2 separate regions of the Homo sapiens genome follow, and region 1 is linked to region 2. The links are chromatin loops, found by intact Hi-C in ENCODE. Cell type or tissue: ascending aorta. All regions are shown on one strand.

Evidence for each region. Hi-C counts contacts between places; a loop is a spot of excess contacts. Peaks named below come from ENCODE experiments on the same cell type or tissue, not always from the same donor. Only the 100,000 strongest peaks of a DNase experiment are listed, where the experiment ranks them.
Region 1: it touches region 2 in a loop (3-fold over the local background); 1 of 110 quality-filtered maps calls a loop at or near these places.

The regions. Positions count from the first base shown.
Region 1 is chr7:70,673,648-70,676,147 of GRCh38, forward strand. The region is part of intron 5 of AUTS2 (activator of transcription and developmental regulator AUTS2); the gene reads left to right. Among named protein-coding and RNA genes, the nearest start is that of GALNT17, 460 kb to the right of the region's middle. RefSeq lists a silencer at 623-823. In ascending aorta, no CTCF peak of the experiment used is centred here; no DNase peak of the experiment used is centred here.
Region 2 is chr7:70,736,854-70,739,353 of GRCh38, forward strand. All of the region lies in intron 6 of AUTS2 (activator of transcription and developmental regulator AUTS2), which reads left to right. It overlaps LOC105375347 (a long non-coding RNA gene), which reads left to right and starts at 2,186. Exons shown (of 2, transcript XR_927653.4): 1 at 2,186-2,500. In ascending aorta, a CTCF peak has its summit at 1,372; no DNase peak of the experiment used is centred here; H3K4me3 peaks cover 1,229 bases; H3K27ac peaks cover 804 bases.

The DNA.
Region 1 (2,500 bases), 63 kb before region 2:
TTACAGATGAGAGCCACCATGCCTGGCCGGATTGTACTCTTTTGATCCTACCTGTTTCCCAGTGCTGGATTGTGAGCTCTCTGAGAGCAGAGCCTGGGTCTTACTCATCTTTATATCCTGGTGCCAAGTATTCTGTGTTGGTCACAGAATCATCTACTTCTATTTGGAATCATCTACTATTTCTAGAAGACCTTAGTAGAGATAATGGTATTAGTAAGTGCTTCTGTGTTTGGGGTGCCTACTCTATGCCTGCAGGCACATTAGATAAAGATATCTTTAGAGCTAATAGATGCCATGAGGCGTATCCTACAGATAGGATCCTGAGCTTCAGAGATGACAGATCTCATGTAATCAAGCCGGCTTTATGAGGTAGGAGGGGATCTGAACCTGGTCTGCCTCACTCCAGAGCACATGCTCTTCCCACTGGGCCGCATTACCTGGAGTCACTAAGGCCTGTTTCACAGGCCCCTTGACTGGGCAGCTCCCGGCTCTGCTCCGTGGATGTGCTGTGTGCTAAAGGGGCGGTGGGGGAGGGGGGCCCTGAGAAAGGAATGTTCAGGCATTGGTTAAAATAGGTGTCCTAGCCTCTTGTCATGCCTTCATATTCACAAATGTTCATTTCTTTCTTTCTCTTTTTTAAAAAAATTCTTCCTAGGGATGATGACTGACAGATTAATATATGTCTAACTACATGTCTCAGAAATCAAAAGGAAGGTGCTGTCAGAATCACTTGTCAGAAAATGAGATTAGGCGCACTTGTCATTTGCTGAGGATTGCAGTCTTTCAGAGATAAGGTTTCATTTAATGAGGGTAAAAAGCCTCCTTTTAAAAAAAGAAGAGGGAGCGAGGGAGTGAGGGTGGGGTAGGCGAGGAGTGATGATTCTTTTTTCTGGTGTCAGCCAAGTGTTTTATCACCTAACGCGATCCCGCGGCACCTGGTAGCCACTGATAATGGCAACCTGGCCTTCTCCACCTCCTCTGCCGCTGCACCACTTCAAAAGCAGCTGCTTGTTACCTGCTTTTACCTCTCCTTGAAGCTGAAGCTCCTTCTCCTGTGGGAAGAGGGAGCTAAGCATGTACTCTAGATTTAAAAGCAGGCTCAAGAAAGCATGCAGTAGAAAGGAAACGTACAGTCACATTTCCCAACAAACTGGAAAGAATCCACAATGGATTTCAGTGAGATATGGAGCCTGTCTGAGTAGTGAAGGGTAACTAATGAGGAACAGAGCTAGATCCCATTGCAACCAATTGTGTTTTGTTATGGAAAATATTTATCAAGTTCTTTTGCATTTGTTGATTCTCTTACAAGTGACATAGTAAGAGCTCCTGGCATGTGACTTGATGCACCTCCTGCACCCTGCGATTCAGGCTGGCAATTTCTATCCCTTTATTAAGCTTCTCTCTACCTCAGGTGTGGCCTGTGCTCCAGAAGTATTTCAAATTAATCCTCCCCCCCCTCAACTCCCTACCTCCAATCGTAGAAAACTGCCTCTGAAATGAACAACTTTATTGTGGAGAATGCCGGTGATAAAGCAGAAAATCCGTATTTCAGAAATGTTTGGTGACCAGGCGCAGTGGCTCACGCCTGTAATCCCAGCACCTTGGGAGGCCAAGGTGGGTGGATGGCTTGAGATCAGGAGTTTGAGACCAGCCTGGCCAACATGGTGAAACCCCGTTTCTGCTAAAATTATAAAAATTAGCCAGGTGTGGTGGTGCATGCCTGTAATCCCAGCTACTCAGGAGGCTGAGGCAGGAGAATTGCTTGATGAGCCCAGGAGGTGGAGGTTGCAGTGAGCCAAGATCGTGCCACTGCACTCCAGCCTGGGCGACAGAGCAAGACTCTGTCTAAAAGAAAGAAAAAGAAACGTTTGTTCCAGTTCTCTACTCCAAAACTTACTGGTGTAAAGCAGTACCCTTTTCTTCTGTTCCTGGATTTGGTGGGTCAGAAATTCAGACAGGGCCAAGCAGAGAAGCAGTTTGTCTCTGCTCCACCATGACTGGTGGTGACATGAATGGCTGGGGACTGGAATCCCCTGGAAAAGTCTTCACTCATGCATGAGGCACTTGGCAGGGACAAAAGCACCTCTGCAAGCCTTGTCCATGTAGCATGGGCTTCTCACAGAACGGCGTCTGGGTTGTGGGAGGAGTTGCCGGAGGGGTTGCTACCAGAAAGCAAGTATCCCAAGAGCTTGAGGCAGAAGCAGCGAGACTTCTGACCTGGCCTTGGAAAGTCACATGGAGCCACTTCTGCCATTGAGCTGAAGCACTGACAAGCCCACCAGGCTGAAGGAAAGAAGATGGGGACCGCTCCATGGGGCAGTGTCAAAGGATGTGCAGCTGTGCTTTAAAATGATCATCATGCTGTAAAGGTTTCTTTCTACCTGTGTTTCTTCACATCTCACGAACGAAATGGCCTAGGAATGTAAAGTAAATGACATTTGGATGGTTACTGACTTGGTATAAAAGGTTATTCCTCTTCATTAAAAAGAAGAAGAAGAAG
Region 2 (2,500 bases):
GATTGTGCAATGGAGTCAGAAATAGGCTGTCCTGCTCCCAGTGAGTGACTTCCCCACCCCTTCATCCTCCTTGTAAATCACCGGCATTCCTGATCACTTTCCGTGGTTCCAGCTAGGTTAACAACAGAAGGGATCATTTCCCTCATAACAGTCTCCCCATTAGTCAAAAGTTTTACTCTCAAGTGACTAAAACGTTACTCATAACTGCTTACAAGGAGAAAAGATTTATTTTCCTTTTACTTCTTTAATGCACATCTGGTGGAGACCCTGATAAGCAGTAAGAAATGGAAAAAGCAGGGACCTAGAAAGTGAAAGTAGACAGATTTGGGTAGTGCATGCAGGCTAATTAATGATCCCAGGTGGGCTGGAGTGTTCTGGTTACATTTTCCATGGGTCCAGCCCTAGAGCAGAGACCATGGGCATCAGCCTGCCCCTTCCCATTATGTGGCTCAAGCACCACCGTGTGCCAAAGGGCGGGAACATTAGATTTCCCCACCGCTGTAACATCTGTAAATTCCACAGTCCATAGAATCAAAATGGAAGAGAACCTCACGTTTCTGATTGCCAGTCAGAAGGAATTTATTTTTGAAACCCAGTTTGCTCTGTTATTTGTAGTGCAAGATAGAAATATCTTAACCGATTTTATCCAGTTCTTATTTAATGTCTGTGATTTTAGGAGGAAGAGACTATTGTGTCATAGGTATTTGAAATTCACAAGCCCCTCTCCAACCTAATTTTACCGAAATGTGTTGGTTTCCCCTTTCCTTAAACTCACGGACCACAGTTACTAAATAGTTTCCAGAGTGGACTGACATGCATTTTTCTTTACAGCTCTGTCATTACTTTCTTTATTATCAGAGAGTACACAGGATATTGAAATAACCTAAAATCCAGAGAGGAGGAGGAGCCAGGGGGGTGAAGAGAAGTCCTGACCTATTTTAGAGCCCTTGGGCTTCATAGGTAACCTTGAAAATGGAAACACATCATTGCCCATTTTATTGAGGTTGTGATTAGCAGTAAAATATAATGCAGACTAATTATTATGTTGCAGCCAATTAGCAATAAAGAGAAGCATTTTAATATACAAATAATTAGATTTTAAAATTTTGGCTTTGGGAATTTACAAAGCCCTCTATTTGAAGGCTTGTACGGAAGACATTCTGAAACCAACTTTTTGTCAGATAAAGTCCATAAAGCTGAAAACTGACATGAGGAGGTATGGCCGGGTTTTCCTGCGTCTCACAGTGCAGTTAGGAGGCTTTGATACTTCATGGGCCCTTCTGCAAACTTTCCTTAGTATTAGGAAATGAAGTCTTCCAAGTCAGTCAAGTTGTAAACATGCAAAAATGCTGGGAGTGGCAGTCTCTCCAAACAAATGACCCGTTCTCACTGCGGTTTTCTCCTGGTGCTAGAACCTGTAACTCCTGAGTTGATTCTCTCCAATTGGCCAGAGAAATGGGCGTTGCTGCTGGAGCAGATGAAAAGGCTATTAAGGCTTCCTGAAGCACTTAGATTAACTAGCTTTTTTTTTTCTCTTGGAGCAAAAAGTTGGAACAAGTTTTTTGTTTTTTTTTTTTTTACTTTTTGGACATATGACAAATGTGTATAAAGTTGTGTGTTGTGCCTGAGGAGCTGGTGAATGGAGTTGCTCTTTTGAGAGTTGCTTTTATATCATTGCTAGCTGTGAGGTACGTGGTGGGCATGAAGAGAACCAGTGTCAGTCCCTCTGCAGAAGCAGAGGCTGTGAGCTCCACTGTGAGCTGCCAAGGCCCATACTGCTGGGGGATCTTTAATGCATGGCGCAAGGCTCCTGTGCCCCAATCCCGGAGGAGCGGTGACAGTCCAGGGAAGAGAGGGGACCACGTGAGTGTTACATGTTCTTGATCACATTTTTCTCTATTGGAAAGGAGGATGTTGAAAGTTAATCATGTGGTTTTTCTAGTCACTTAAGTCCTTAACACACTGGATATACATAGTTCAAATACAAGGAAATTAACCTGGTTTCAAATGTCTTTTCCTCATTTTATGGCACATGGAGTATAGAGCATATTCAAAACCCTCCCATCCCCCACTTTGTAGACAACACATCTACTCAGAAGGTTTTAACTTAACTTTCTGTATTCTGGTGATGTCCACGAGGTTTTGAGGCCTTTTTTTTTTTTTTTTTTTTTTTTTTTTTTTTTTGAGAGAGAGACAGGGTCTTGCTCTGTTGCCCAGGCTGGAGCACGGTGTTGCTGTCATAGCTCACTTGCAGCCTCTACCTCTAGGGTTCAAACAATCCTCCTGCTTCAGCCTCCTGGTTAGGTGGGACCATAGGTGTGCACCACTATGCCTGGCTAATGTTTTTTATGTTTTGAAGAGACAGGGTCTCACCATGTTGCCCAGGCTGGTCTTGAACTCCTGGGCTCAAGCAATCCTCCTGCCTCGGTCTCCCGAGTAGCTTGGACTACAGTGCTCAATACCACACCCCACTAATGTTGCCTTTTTTTCCTTTTTTTTT